Regions from separate parts of the Mus musculus genome. Here region 1 is linked to region 2. Evidence: chromatin loops called from intact Hi-C (ENCODE). Cell type or tissue: heart. All regions are shown on one strand.

Region 1 (8,000 bases), 68 kb before region 2:
AGTCATTTTTATGTTCATTTAGATCTTAAGATGTTGTATTGGTGCTCACCTGTGAACCTCGACAGTGAAATAAATATCAACTGAGCCCAGAATTCAGGGATTTAGCCTATACAACAATAGGAAAGGACAAAGATCAAACAAAACATGTTTAGACTCTTTTGGATCTGAAATATTTTGGTTCCACAGAAGAGAAGTACCAGATAGATGTGTATGTAGGCTAGAGTTTCAGCCCTTGAATGATGGTGAACACGGGAGAGCAGGTATGAGATTGAAAATCACGGTCTGCCTAGAATGGGTAGTGCAGAAGACATCAAGGTTTGCCTGTGAGTGTGCAGGTGTTTGAGTGCTGTGGGGAAGTTTCAAAGAAGGGCAAGAGAAGTGAGAAGGCACAAAACAAGATGGAGCAATAGTTACTACCTGCACTCACCTAAATGGTGACACTGAAAGTGAACATCTCTTAAAAACAAGGCAGAAAGGGCTGGAGAGAGCTCAGTGCCTGACACCAGTAGTTGCTCTTCCAGAGGGTCTGGGGTCAAGTCCCAGCACTCACATGGCAGCCCAGAACTGTAACTTCAGTTTCAGGGGATCTGACACATGCAGGCAAAACACCAACACATGTAAAGTTTTAAAAGGGAGGGGGGTGGGGGCTACTGAGATGGCCCCAGCCCCCCTCCCTTTTAAATGGTTAAGAGCAGTGACTGCTCTTCTGAAGGTCCTGAGTTCAATTCCCAGCAACCACATGGTGGCTCACCACCATCTGTAATGACATACCCTCTTCTGGTGTGTCTGATGACAGTTACAGTGTACCTACATATAAATAAATCTCTAAGAAAAAGAAAAAGGGAGGGGGTGGGATGGCACACTCCAGCACTTTCAGAGCAAAGGCAGAAAGGCCTCTGGTTTTGAGGCCAGCCTAGTCTGCAAAGCGAAACCCTGTCTCAAAAAAGCAAAATTAAAGCCACATGGCAGGCCATCTCTGGTCTAAGAATGGAGTAAAAACAGCTCATCCCAGACCATTGCTGTTTCTACCCAGCTACCCTCGTGCAATCCTGATAGGTTTTATGAACATAAAACTCTACATGCTGCCTTCCACATTGGTCTCCTATCTATTTTAACAGAACAGCCCTGCCCCAGTCTCAGAAACCATAATCACAGAAGAGTTAAACGACCAGAGGACAAAACTTATGTATCTGATGTCTGTCAGTTTTTTTTGTTAAATAGCATATACCCTGGAACCCACGAGGCAGAGCTGATGGATCTCCTAGGAATTTGAGACCAGCCTGGTCTACAGAGCATAGGTACAAGACAGCTGCTCTCTCAGAAAATCAACACTAGTTTAGTGTACCTCCTCAGCCTCGCTAAGACTGCAGGGATGAATCACAGCAGCTGGGGTGGGGGAAGGTAATCCATCTGTACTGTGATGATGCACACCTGTAGTCCCGACACTTGGGAGGCAGAGGCAGGAGGATTTCTGAGTTCCAGACCAGCCTGGGCTACACAGAGAAACCTTGTCTTGAAAAGACAAGAAGTACTACTTACTACCTGTGGGTTTGGTTTTTTTTTTTTTTTAATTTAGTTCTAAGATCCATACGACCTATTTTAGTGAGTAGTTTAAGGTGCAGACCCAACATTCCCCCCTGTTTTCCAGTTACCCTACTGAAGTTTAAGCATTTATCCTTAGTGACAGGCAAAACTCAGAGAGGCACTATCTGCCCTCCGCAGCTCTCCCAGAGAACTCTTCCTTTGCATAGCACTTTGTACTGGCAACAAGCTGTGGGCCACACAGCACGATTGGGCTAAGCAGAAAAATGTCAGAACTCGTGAGAGAACTCACTAGAGATTTTTTGCTCCTTTTTTTCCCCCTTAAGAAAGGTCTCATGTAGCCCAGGTTAGTTTGAAAGTTACCATGTAGCTGAGGCTAGCCTTTAACTTCTTTTCCTGCCCCTCAGCCTCTCAACTGCTAGGATTAAGGGCACATGCCACCATGCCTGACATAATAAGTTGATTTTTTTTTTTAAACCATAATACTCAGAGTCCTTAGGGGGGACTTCAGTGAACAGAGCCCATGAACTAGACTCCTCAGCCGTAAGAGGGTATCAGAGTTGTGTTGTTCTCCCAAACACCCTTACCTCCTTAGACACCTAGGATGGTGCAGTTCAGAACAGATGAGTGACTCTATGGGCTTTGTTCTTTTTAATTCAGGGAAAGAAACGGAAGGGAAAGTTGAATGTTTAAATAACTCTAGAAGAAAAAGATGTAGATTCTGGGACCTACCTTTTCTAGAATGGGGATTCATGATTTAAACAAAACAAAGGGAAGAAAAATAAATTACTCTTCTCAATACTGTTTGGCATAATTGCATTGCTTTCCCGTTTCTCATCACAGCAGCTTGAGAGCAGAGATGAGACAGGCAAAAACTGGAACGGTGACTATGTGCGATGGTTCGAGCCCTGAGAGGTTCTGCTATACGCCCCTCCCTTTTTTTTTTTCCTCCACCCGTGCTTTTGAAACTGGGAAGGAACAGACTCGAGCAAAGTTCTCCATGTATTAGTTTTTAGGGTTGTTGCCTCATCCCAAACCTCTTAACACTCTCCCTTATGTGTGACTGTCCCCCAACCAGGCTGCTTGGTAATGTGAACTCATTAAGAATGGGAAATATTTATGTGGACGCTGCAGCAGGGACGTGTTTTCTGCGGCCTGAGACATTCACTGAAGCCCTTTCTCCCAGTGAACCTCAACTGTGACCAAGTCATGCAAGTAGCTTCCAGTTGTAACCCCTGATTCTTGACTGAGCGGCCCTTCTGGAGCTGGAGAGTAGGTTAGAACAGGCGAGTAAGCAGGGTAAAGGTGCGGACAGGAGGAGGCATGCAGGGCAGCCACCAATCCGCTCCTCCCCAGCAAAGCTCCGAGCCATCTGCGCGAGGCCCCGCAAACAATTGTCAAGCAATCTTGGTTGGATCGCCATCCCTGGCAGCTTGAGGGTAACTAAAGCATGAGTCCAAAGCAAATCCTACCCCCAAGCAAGAGGCTGCCTGCTCCTCTTTGGGGTGACAATGAAAGAAAACGGTACATGCTCAGGGATCTCCTTTCCAGCCAACTGTCCAACCGTGTTGCTCTCTCGCGCCTTAGGGCTAAAGACACGGGTCACGTGTGGGAGAGCAAAAGCAGCCGAGTCAGGGTGGTCTCACTTTGTCTCCGAATCAACAGGTGAGCTGGAGAGGAGGCCCAGGACCTAAGGACAGACGCTGAGAAGGTGGTAGGAGACAGGAGTGAGGGCACATGTGAGAGAAGCACCTTGCATGTGACCCGGTGAAGCTTCCTACCCGTTCCTGACACTAGTGAGGCCCTAGGGAGATCAACCCAACAGGGGGTGAATTCAACCCCCTACTACCTGGTGCGCCACGGAAAGCCCTGGAGAGTGTCTCACCGGAACCACATTTCTTTGGATGGCTTCACTCACCCACCCGGCCTAAGCTGGAAATGAGCAGTTCAAGGCGCTCCTGCCCAGCCCCAGACCCGCCTCTTAAAAAGCATCAAAATTCTTATCCAAAGCAGGTTTAGGGGAGGGGGTCGAGGCCCGCCGCCTCCCAAGGCCATGATTGGTGGAGACGGCGGCGCCGGAAATTCTCCTTGAGTTGCGTGATTGGCTAAGAAAGAAGCTCCTCCCAACTGCAGCACTGATTGGTTGCTGGGGACGGCGCAGTCTGATTGGTGGGCTGCAACCGGCGCTTGCCGGACCCAGAAGTGACTGGTTCTGAAGGCGCTCAGGGCCGCTCAGTTCCCTCGGTAGACCTCGATCTTGCTGGCCTTGGCCAGCATGTCGATGATGTGGGCTTCGAAGTCGGCGTCATGCACGCCTGTCTTCCGGAACTCGCCCGCGTACCGGTTGTTCTCCCAGTAGTGGTGCCAGTTGCCTCGACTGTCGGCCCCGAACCCATACACGTTCACCTGTGAGGAGGGTGGCACAGGGGTCACTGGGAGTCGGGGGCGTGGTTGGGGACACCCAGGCCTGACATAAGGGCACTGACTCAGAGGGGACTTCTGTCTCTTTCTCATTTGTGTTTCGCTTTTTCACGACTGGGTCTTATGTAGCCCAGGTTGGCCTCAAACGCTGCTCCTGTCTCAAACTCTCCGTATCTGATTACAGGTGCCACCATGACCCTGCTAAAAATGTGCCTTTTAAATGAAGTAGTTTTGTTAGTAAATCTTAAAAGGTAATGACGATGGGAAATGCAAAAATATTGTTTATAGGAATAACAGATATGAAAAAACATGGTTTCTGTTTACAAAAACTACTTCCCGGGAACCACAGCTAAGATGGGGAAAGGGCTGTTTCCTCTGTTTATGGTTCTCCTAATTCTGCTCTAGACAACACCGACTGCCTACCTCATCACACACATGTAGTGCAAAGAAGAGCACCAGCATTCCTGTGGAAGGGTAGCGCCCGTGGTGCTCGGTCCACCTGTCGTGAATGTACTTGAAGAAGGCTGGGTTGTAAATCTGGACCTGCAAGGAGAGAAAGGTACATGAAGGGCTTGGAGGTCTGGAGATTTGGGCCAGGCTCTGAACAGCTTCTAGCAGTTCCTCGGGAATGCAGCACATGGGTATTCCTAGGTTCTTGTGTTCATTGTAGGGGTCAGGCATACCAGCAGATGCAGATCCCACACCTGCCCCCTCCCCCTGCACCCCCAGGACAGGATTTCTCTTGGGTAGCTCTGGCCATCCTAAAACTCACTCACTCTCTTGGCATCGCTTGAATAAGCCAGCATAATTTCCATGGTGGTGAGAGTCAAAAGACAGGGGGTAGAGAACTTACCTTCTCTTTGTCCACTCGAAGGAAGGACTTCACTGGGGCATAGGTGCTGCAAGAAAACAGGAAAAAAAACCTTTCAGATGGCAACACATTTGCTCCTGATGACCAAATAGTGACACCCTCACAATTTCTAGACTGACCTATTCCCGTTGCATGTTCGCCACTGCAGGGCCATGATAAAAACCTTCAGTGGCTTTCGGGATAAAATTGGGATCCTCTAGTCAAGCCTAGGAACTTGCAGTTTCACCCTTTCTCCCCTAAGCTCTCTGTTGGGAAACTCAGCATTTGGAATAGCTGATCTCAAACTCGCCGTGTGTGTGTGTGTGTGTGTGTGTGTGTGTGTGTGTGTGTGTGTGCCTACTTTTTATGTCAACCTGACGCAAGCTAGCGGCATCTGAGAGGGGAGAACCTCAATTAAGAAGATGCCTCCATAAGATCTAGCTGTGAGGCATTTTCTTAATTAGTGACTGATAGGAGGGTCCAGTCCATTGTAGGTGGAGCCACCCCTAGGCCGGTGGCTCTGGCTTCTATAAGAAAGTAGACTGAGCAAGGCATAAGGAGTAAGCCATTGCTAAACCACTTTTGGCCTTCTTACTACTTTAAAAAAAATTTTTTTTTACTTTAATCCCAGCACTTGGGAGGCAGAGGCAGGTGGATCTCTGAGTTCAAGGCCAGCCTGGTCTACAAAGTGAGTTCCAGGACAGCCAGGGCTATACAGAGAAACCCTGTCTCGAAGAAAAAAAAACAAAAACAAAACAAATCAAATAAAGCTGGGGAGATGGTTCAGTGGTTACCAGCATTTGCTGCTCTTGCAGAGGAATCAGATTTAGTTCTCAGCACCCACATGGAAGCTCACAAACACCTGTATAACCCCAGTTCCTGAGAATCCGATGTCCTCTTCCAACCTCCTTGGGCTCTTGCACACATACAGTGCACATATATACACTCAGTCACATTCACATAAATGCTTTTTTTTTTAAATGTAAGCCAACAAAACCTGACAAACTTTTGGTAAACCAGGCCTTGTGACACAGACCTGTGATCCCAGTCAGTAGGGGAGCTGAGACATGAGGATCACAAGTTCAAGGCCTGCTTCAGCTGCAGAGAAAATTTAAGGCCAGTTTCAGCAGCTTATCAAGAGCTTGTCTCAGAAATAAAACAAACAAACAGCAATAAATAGAAAAGGCAACCAGGGATGGAGAGATGGCTCAGTGGTTAAGAACACTGGCTGCTCTTCCAGAGGTCCTGAGTTCAATTCCCAGCAACCACATGGTGGCTCACAACCATCAGTAATGGGATCTGATGCCCTCTTCTGGGTTGCATTAAGACTGAGTACTCATATACATACAATACATACATAAATCTTAAAAAAGAACAACAACAAACCCTCAGTGAAATGAATTGTCAGGGTTGCCAGCTGTGATAGAACTGCCATCTCAAAGACAGTTACCAGAGAAAAAAAACCCCACAGCCCAGAGCTGTACCCTGAGCTGCACCACAAGGGAAGTGACATAGAATCAACTCCATTTTTGAGCTCCTACTTCGCACTAATTCAATTAGAGAACCTTTTGAACTCAGAGACAAGCCCTCCCATAGAACTCCTGACACCCGTGTGCTACTCAGCCAGCAAAGAGGCTCACAATCGGATCTGTCCTGTGGAGAGGGCGCTGGCAATCCACATTAGGTCCAGGGCCTTGAAGGGGACCAGCACGAAGCTGACATTGGCAGGCAGGTTCTTGGCACTCTCTGGGTACATGAAATGGTGAGTTGTTCGGCTGCCAACATCCTTCTCAAAGCCCACAGTCGGTGCCTGATTCATCCTAGAGAGAGAGGGAGAGAGAGAGAGAGAGAGAGAGAGGTGTGAGAAGGAACTACCATGAAACGTGGTGTGCGGGTTTTACAGGATAATTTGGCACTCACCAAAAATAAAAAAGGAAGTTGGACATGACGGCTAATGCCCATAAAGTTCTAGCTTTCAAGAAGCTGAGGCAGGAGGATTGCCACACATTTGAGGCCATCCTGCACTACAGCGTAACGTAACACCTGTCTTAAAAAAAAAAAAAAGGAAAAGAAATAAAATGACGTACACTTTGGCTCAGCAATGGTTGCTTAAGTAAAGATAAAGACTATTCTGTTAATCAAAGAACTGGGGGTACAATCTGTACATTCACCCACCGAATACCACTTAGGTACCAGGATGGAGTAAGTGTTACATGTTGGTAACAAACCCAGCTCTATTCAGTGAAATATCCTAAGGATGGAAAGTACCCCGATTCCTCTTTGAGACAGGATCTCATACAGCCCAGACTGGCCTTACATTTGCTGTGTATCAAACATCGGCTTTGAACTCCTGACCTCCTGCTTCCGCCTCCCAAGTGCTGGGATCACAGAGATGTACCCGTGTGCCAAGACAAGCCTCCCATTTTGGTAAACATCTTACATCACAGGCTCTAAGCACGAGCCTGTTGGTCTTGCTTCTTGCTGTTTAAGAGGACATTGCAGCATTCCTACCACAGTAGGGTGACCAGAAGCTCTGCTCCTTCACTATGGCACAGGGATCCGGGAGGGAGGGACAGTCTCCATGCGCCCCCCTAGCTTTCAGGCCAGCTCTATGAAACTGTACAAACATCGAATCAGAGTAGCTGGCACCAATCTCAGGAATGGGTGTAGACTTCCTATGCCACAGAGCACCTCTTGCTATTTTCCTCCTGCTCCTCTCCCAACATCTCAGTTGCCTGTGGATGGAAAGGGCACGAAGGACATGGAAGAATTCGGCTGGTGTTACCAAGCTGGACCGATGCTGGAATCCAGATTTAGGCTTCTGAGGACCTAAGCAGCAAACTTTATCTGTTGTCGTCGTTTTTGTTTATTTGTTTTTGAGTCAGGGTTTCTCTGTGTGGTCCTGGCTGACCCAGAGCTCACTCTGTAGACCAGGCTGACCTGTAACTCATAAATCCGCCTGCCTCTGCCTCCTGAGTGCTGGGATTAAAGGCGTGCACCACCACCACCCAATACAAGAGACAGATAGACCAAGCCCTGAAGATCAAAGAGCTGTGACTATCCAATTTTAGGGGGAAAAAAGGTTTGAAAGCAGCCTACTTGGGAGGAGGAAGAAGAGAAGTCAATGGTGGGTGGGTGAGTACGATCAAAACTAATTATATGCACATATGAAAATATTGGAATGAAG
Region 2 (8,000 bases):
TCCTTCTTTCCGGAGGAGAGTCTCAGATCCAGGCTGTAACCATGGCTGCACTAGAACTGCTGATTCAGTCTCCACCTCCCGTGATGCAGGATGTAAAAATATTTTTAATTTCATGTCTGTGTGTTCTGTTCTAGTCACGGTTCTACGGCTGTGCAAAGGCAACTTTGATAAAGGAAAGCATTTAATTGGGAGCTTGCTTTACTCTTTCAGAGGCTTAGTTCACTATCATTATGGCAGGGAGCATGATGGCTCTCAGGCAGCCATGGCCCTGGAGCTGAGAGCTCTACATCCTGATCTCCAAGCAAAGGGAGTAAGAACAGACCTGGCTTGGGCTTTTGAAACCTCAAAGCCCACCCAGTGACACACTTCCTCCAACAAGACCACACCTCCGAATCCTTCTAATCCTTCCAAACAGCTAGTGACTATATAGCATTCACATATATGAATCTATAGGGGACATTCTCATTCAGCCCACCATATTCCACTTCCTGGGCCCTAAAGACTCGTAGCCATATCATAACGCAAGATGCATTAAATCCAACTTTAAAACCACCAGTAATCTTTTACAGTCTCAACACTGCTTAAAGTCCAAATCTTTTCTGAGAGTCATGGCCACCTCTCTCTCTCAGATTTATTTATTTATTTTATGTATATGAGTACACTGTAGCTGTACAGATGGTTGTGAGCCTTCATGTGGTTGTTGGGAATTAAATTTTTAGGACCTCTAATTGCTCTGGTCAACCCTGCTCGCCCCGGTTGGCCCCACTCGCTCAGTCGCTACTTATTCCGACCCAAAGATTTATGTATTTACTATTATACATAAGTACACTGTAGCTGACTTCAGACACACCAGAAGAGGGTGTTAGATCTCATTACGGGTGGTTGTGAGCCACCATGTGGTTGTTGGGATTTGAAATCAAGACCTTCAGAAGAGCAGTCAAAGCTCTTACCCACTGAGCCATCTCCCCAGCCCCTCAAGACCTTCTCTTAACCACAAGCCCCTGTAACATCAAAGTCAAAGAGCAAATCGCACAATTCCAACATACAATGGCACAAAATATATGTTACTATTCCAAAAGAGAAGAAAGGGTGCATGGTGAGGAAGTGCTGGGCCAGAGCAAGGCCAAAAGCCAGCGAGGCAATTTTGAGTTTGTTCTCTTTTCCCACCTTTACCTGGGCTATGCAGGGGAGGATAACTTTGAATTCCCGATCCCCCTACCACCCGAGAGCTGGGATTCCAGGCCTGTGCCACCCCATCCAGCCTTAGAGAAGGTCACGAAGGAAGTTCATTACTGTGCAAATATATCAACCATATTCTAATTAAAACCTCCATAAAACATAAAACCCTAAACAGGGATGCTGAAGTGATTTCCAGTTCTGGGTTATGGCAAACAATGCTGTCACGCACAGCTTTTGCAAAGCTTTGCTGCAAAGTTTTCCACTGTAGAGTTGGAAGTTTCTTCCAGAAGGATCCACCTGAGAAAAACAGGGACGTTTCCTGTCAATGCAATTCTAGCTGCCTATGTTCCCTCCTCAGCAACAATGGCGAGCCAGCCTCTGCTTCTTCACAGCTCCTGAGGAAAATAGTGGCTTTGGGCTTCTGCCAGGGGAAAGAAATAAAAATGTTAAGAGAAAAGAAGAAGGGAAAGAAAAGAGAATCTGAAGAAATTGGGTCATGGTGGCACACGCCTTTAATCCCAGCCTTGGGGAAGCAGAGGCAGGTGAATCTCTGAGTTTGAAGTCAGCTTGGTCTCTGGAGTGAGTTCCAGGACAGCCAAGGCTACACAGAGAAACCCTGTCTTAAAAAAAAAAAAAAAATCTGAAGGATATGGTGGTGAGTTCGTACAATCCTAGCACTCTGGAGACTGAAGTAGGAGGAGTTTGAATGAGGGCCAGCCTGGGCTACATAGGAAGATCCTATCTAAAAAAAATAAAAAATAAAACAAAACAAAACAACCAAAAAACAGGTGGAGAGATGGATCAGCAGGTGGCTGCTCTTCTAGAGGACTTGGGTTTGATTCCCAGCACCCACATGGTGGTCACAATGGTCTTTAATTCTAACTTCTGGGAATCCAATACCTGCTGGCAACCTCTTCTGGAATGCACGAGGTGCAGACACACATGCAGGCAAAACACTCAGGCACATAAAATGATGGCATTGACGGTAATAATAAAAGCAAAGTCATTTTCATAATTATTCATTTTTATTTTCATATGCATTGGTGTTTTGCCTGCATTGGTGGTTTATGTCTGTGTGAGGATGTTGTGATCTGCCTGGTCCTCTGGAAGTGCAGTGAGTGCTCTTAACTAGTGGAGCTATCTCTCCAGTCCCTAAAATAATAACTTTTTAAAAATCCTTCTTAAGCGGGCTGTGGTGGCACATGCTTTTAATTCCAGCACTTGGGAGGCAGAGGCAGGTGGATTTCTGAGTTCGAGGCCAGCCTGGTCTACAGCATGAGTTCCAGGACAGCCAGGGCTATACAGAGAAACCTTGTCTCGAAAAACCAAACAGAAAACAAAAAACAGAAAAAAACAAACAAACCCCAAAACCCCCATCCTTTTTAAAAGGTCAAAATAAAGGGATTGGAGAGATGGCTCAGCAGTTAAGTTCTTCCAGAGGTTCTGAGTTCAATGCCCAGCCACCACGGGATGGCTCACAACCATCTGTTATGGGATTCGATGCCCTCTTCTGGTGTGCATGAAGACAGCTACAGTGTACTCATATTCAATCAATCAATCAATCAATCATTCAATTAATCAATAGTTAAGAAAGACTTAGCTTTAATAAAAAGTATTTTAAAAGGTCAAAATTACAGCCAGGCGATGGTTGCACACACACTCAATAGGCAGAGGAAGGCAAATGAGTTCCTGGACAGTGAGGGCTACAAAGAGAAACCCTGTCAAAACAAAACAAAACAAAACAATCAAAATATACTTTTACCTTGTACCCGAGTCACAACAAACAAACAAACAAACAAACAAACAAACAAACAAACAAAGAAACAGTTGGCCAGTGTCTTTAAGACACCTGTTCTCTCTGGAAATTTGTATATTTAGCACTCCTTGTAAGTTTGAGAACTTTGTCCTTTCAGTAAGGCGGGGCTGCGAGTAGGTTCTGAGGACTCTGGCGGGAGGCCGAATGAACTCCATTTCCCAGGGTGCGCCGCGCTGCATGCGCAGCCGCGTTAAAGAGCCGGCTCTGCGAGCGCTGGGCGGACGCAGGTATGTGGGTCCGCGGGGTCTTCAGTTCCACTGTAGTTTGGGGCGCCTTCCTGCGGGTTTCCCAGATCTCTGCCGTCGCCCCCAGCGCTAGTTAGCTGCAGGGGACCTCTGTAGTGCAGTCTTCTCTTGATCTGGGTTTTCAGAGGGAACCCCCACGACTTGCGGACACCTGGCACACCGAGCGACATTCCCTTGAGCCAGGGAGCTCTAGATGCCAGCGCTGCTCTGATTTTGATTTGAGTCGTTTTCCTGCCTCAGTTTACCCCACTGGGTACACATTGTATGAACGTATTGTTTACTATCTGGTTTTACTTCCAGCCAACTTCTTTCTGCCTCTTGTTCTTCAAAAAGCTGCAAATTAGAGTCTCCTGGGCCTGCCTCTCTCTCTCTCTCTCTCTCTCTCTCTCTCTCTCTCTCTCTCTCCCTCTCTCTCTCTCTCTCTCTCTCTCTCACTCACTCACACACACACATACATTCAACTTTTAAAGTTTTTAAAATGCTGAAATGTGCGTAGTCCCTACCTATACCATCTTTGTTCAATGAGCAGATTATGAGCTGGCATAGTGGCCCAGGCCTGTAAACCTAGTATTGGGAAGTGGAGGCAAGAAGATGGAAAGTTTGAGGCCAACTAAGGCTGCATAATATGAGCCTGTCTTAAAAATATGTACTTGGAGTGTGCGTGCGTGTATGCATAAGGGGCCTTATTTTATCATCCCTGGGTATGCTCACTCTCCTGCAATTTTCCTGAGGTTTCCTAGCACTGGAAAGCAAACAGAACTAAAAAAAAAATCAACCAACCAAAAATCCTTGACTAGATGAATTGGTGTAAGCTTTTAGCCAGGTTTGCTTTGTAGGACTATGTCGTAACTAAAAAAGAAAAGAAAAAAAAAAAAAAAAGACATAAAAAGTTCCAGTCCTCAAAACTCCAACTTGGATTGAGCAAATGAAGCTCTGTGAAAATGGGCAGAGTGCTGCTATAATTTCTTCTCTGTATTCTAAGATCACTGTGCAAATGCCACGTGTGACAACCCAGGACCATTCCTCCCTGTGACTGAGAACATAGACACGGGGACACACCCAGCTATTTATGCTAGCTCTACCTGACCTTAGGCAGCCTGCTTATTCTTTAAGCCAGGCTTCCTTTATGCCTGTGGTGTGATAAGATCACCTATTAGGACTGGTGAATGGCTCCTGTGAGCTGTCACTACAATGCCGTTGGCTAGGTGCCTGAGAAACACTCCTTAAGTGTTAGTTACTCTCCTGGCTGATCTGACTGGGAAAACTCCATAGCCTTGCTTGACTTCTTGAGACTTTTCCAGATCTTCCCCTACCCTCACCCAGCAACCCCATATTATTCAGAGTTGTCTAAATTTGCTTTTCTATCGCTGTGATAAAACTACCAAAAGCAACCTGGCGGGGAGAAGGGAGGGTATATGTTTTATACTTCCCGGTCAGGAACCCCAGGCAGGTATTTGGAGCAGGAATCGTGGAGACATGCTGCTTACTGGTTTGCTTTCTTGCTTGCTCAGCCCTTTCTTATATGACCCAGGGGCTCTCTTAGATGCCTCGGGATGGGGCCCGCACACAGTGGCGTAGGCCCCCTACATCAGCCATCAATCACCACAGCCTCTCAAAGACAAGCCCAAGGGGATTTGATTGAGGCAGACCTTCAGCTGAGGAGCTTTCTTCAGAGGTGACCTTATGTTATATCAGGGTGACAATTAAAGCCAGCACTATGGTCTTTGACCTGGAATCTATTTCAGAGCCTTCATTTCCTCCCAAACAGGGCTAGGCTAAAACTTTCTTACTCCACTGCCACCTTGGAAAGGTGTGTCATTCACTCAGCCACTGTCGGGCACCACATATTGTTTTGCGGAGGGGAACATTACAAGTCATGCTTTTTTTAAAAAAAAAAAAAAACTTATTCTTCTTTTATTTGCATTGGTGTTTTAACTGTATGTATGTATGTGTGAAGATATCAAGATCCCCTGGAACCGGAGTTACAGACAGTTGTGAGCTGCCATGTGTGTACTGGGAATTGAACTTAGGACCTCTGGAAGAACAGCCAGTGTTCTTAACTGCTGAGCCAACTCTCTAGCCCTTAAAGGCATGCTTTTTATTTTAAAAGTCCAGTGAACCGAGTTAAGGATAAGGAGGGGCTGGAGAGATGGCTCACTGGTTAAGAACACCTACTGTTCTTGCAGAGGTCTTGAGTTCAATTCCCAGGATATACGTGATAACTGATAGCTATCTGTAACTCCAGTCACAGGGGAACTGGCACCCACCTCTCACCTCCGAAGGCTCTTGGCACTGCACTCATGTGTTATAATGCACATACGCAGGCAAAACACTTACACACAAAATACAATAAAATTAAAAAAGAACCCATGCTTGTGTTAGAATTCATAAAATTATACCAGAACGAGTCACACTAACGTATGACCATCAGAAACATTCACGTATGCTTATACATTGCTGTTTCAGGAAGCCCCTCCATTTTGGCCAGAATGGAGCAGTCAGAGGGAGTCAATTGGACTGTCATTATCCTGACATGCCAGTACAAGGACAGTGTCCAGGTCTTTCAGAGAGGTAGGTGACACACCGTCCCCCATTTTCTTTATATTAGGAACTCTCTCTTCTCTTCCTTACCAGACCCCTGCTGCACTGGGGGCCTGGTAGACCTGGGTTGAAACACAGACTTTCTTCCTAGTCTTGATACCTGATATACACGTCACGTCCTTGGCCCTGAGAGAGAGAGAGAGAGAGAGAGAGAGAGAGCGCTAAATCAAAGTAATCAAATGAGTGTTCCAGTCATTTGGTTCAGGGCAGACTAGTGGTGACTGTGCGTGTCCCCCAACATTTATTTTGCTCCCAGAGCTGGAGGTAAGGCAGAGACGGGAGCAGATTCCTGCGGGGACGATGTTACTGGCTGTGGAGGATCCCCAGACTCGAGTCGGCAGCGGAGGAGCCACCCTCAACGCACTGCTGGTGGCTGCTGAACACTTGAGTGCCCGAGCTGGCTTCACTGTGAGTGCTTCTGAGCCGCGCTGCCCCTCTGGCCCATGTTCCCGTTGAAACTCAAATAGTGTCGACGACTTCTAGACCTTCGGGGGTTTGTTCTGTGAGTCTGACAGGCTCATCTCTGCCCCATTGTCTCTCCTGCTCTTGGCAGGTGGTCACGTCCGATGTCCTGCACTCTGCCTGGATCCTCATCTTGCACATGGTAAGCAGGATTCCGAATGTGCGTGCGGAGGGTCAGAATCTTGGTTCGAGCGATTGGATGACACTGTAGGGGTGTTCTACCATGGTGCATGTGCAAGGTGTTCATTGTGTAAATCCAGAGGGATGAATGAAAGGAACTGTCTAGACGTTGGGAGCTGGTTAGGAATGTACTTTACACAAATCAAAACGTCCATCTGGAGATGGAGAGAGGGTTCAGTGGGTAAGAGCATTTACTGTGTAAATATGAAGGCCTGGGTTCAAATCCCCAATACCATGTACAATCTGAATATGGCTTTGTGTGTCTATAATCCCAGGATCAGAGGACATGCACCTGCACACGTGTGTGCATGCAGCACACACACACACACACACACACACATACACACACACACATACATGCATATAGACACATACATGTACAGGCAACATATATGCATACAACACACATGTGCATGCAACACATATGCATACAACACACACAAATACATGAACACACAAATGTGCATGCAACACACACACAAATAATAATAAAAGAAAGAGGTCCATCTGGGGCAGGCAAGATGGCTCAGTGAGCTAAGGCTCCTAGTGCCAAACCAGACAACCTGAATTTAGTCCTGAGGAGTCAATTCTAATTGGAAAGTTTATCAAGATAAAAGCTAATACAGAGGTTTTTTTGTTTTATGTATGTATATACGTATGTATGTATGTATGTATGTATGTATTTTTGCCCAGATTCCCCCAGTGGTAATTTGTAAACAGCCAGGATATTGTCATTGCTATAGATGCCCGTCTTACTCTCCAGTGTTAAACCTTCTGGACCTATGTGGCTTTCTGCTGTTGTCTCTGCCCTTCCTTCCCTATTTTTATTTACGCTTGCATGTGTGTGTTTCTACTTGTTTGCATGTACACCATGTGCATACCCTGCTCACAGAGGTCAGAACAGGGTACAGAGGGTAGAAGAGGGCATCGGGTTCCCACAGAACCAGAGTTACAGGAGGTTGTGGGCCGCCCAGTGTGGGTGCTCTGAAGTGAACCTGGGTCCTTTCTAAGAGCAGCAAGTACTCTCAACCAATGAGCCATCTCTCCAACCCAGGTCCCACCTCTTCAGCACAGTCTGTGCTTTTTGGAGATTATTATTATGTATGTAAAGTTCTTGTTATATTTATTATGTGTATGTGCATGTGTGTATGCACGTGGAGGTCAGAGGACAACTTTTGGGATTAGTTCTTTCCTTCTACGATGTGAGTTTAAGGACTCTGAGTCGCCTTTCAGGCTTAGTGGCAAGTTCCCTTATCCACTGAACCGGCATCATACTGGCCCAGATCCCATTATTAGGTCTTTAGATCAGGACCTCATGGGGTCGGAGAGATGGCTTAGTGATTAAGAGTGTTTGATGCTCCTGCAAAGGATCCAGGTTCAGTTCCTAACACCTACATTGGACCGCTCACACCCACTGATAGTTCCAGTTTCGAGGATTTGATGCCCTCTTTTGGCCTCCGCAGGCACCTGCATGAACACGAAACACATGCAGATAAGTAGGTACACACTTTTTTTTT

The links. A loop is a pair of places that touch in the nucleus more often than their neighbours do. Peaks named below come from ENCODE experiments on the same cell type or tissue, not always from the same donor. Only the 100,000 strongest peaks of a DNase experiment are listed, where the experiment ranks them.
Region 1: it touches region 2 in a loop (2.9-fold over the local background); 14 of 42 quality-filtered maps call a loop at or near these places.

What each region holds. Positions count from the first base shown.
Region 1 is chr8:110,966,050-110,974,049 of GRCm38, reverse strand. It overlaps St3gal2 (ST3 beta-galactoside alpha-2,3-sialyltransferase 2), which reads right to left. Exons shown (of 7, transcript NM_009179.3): 4 at 6,454-6,633; 5 at 4,817-4,862; 6 at 4,387-4,506; 7 at 1,553-3,948. The coding sequence ends at 3,775. Among named protein-coding and RNA genes, the nearest start is that of Gm51551, 20 kb to the left of the region's middle. In heart, no CTCF peak of the experiment used is centred here; DNase peaks (open chromatin) are centred at 3,669, 6,539 and 7,249; H3K4me3 peaks cover 1,471 bases; H3K27ac peaks cover 1,968 bases.
Region 2 is chr8:110,897,644-110,905,643 of GRCm38, reverse strand. It overlaps Fcsk (fucose kinase), which reads left to right and starts at 3,156. Exons shown (of 24, transcript NM_172283.3): 1 at 3,156-3,222; 2 at 5,707-5,811; 3 at 6,098-6,249; 4 at 6,395-6,445. The coding sequence starts at 5,730. In heart, no CTCF peak of the experiment used is centred here; a DNase peak (open chromatin) is centred at 3,183; H3K4me3 peaks cover 1,246 bases; H3K27ac peaks cover 874 bases.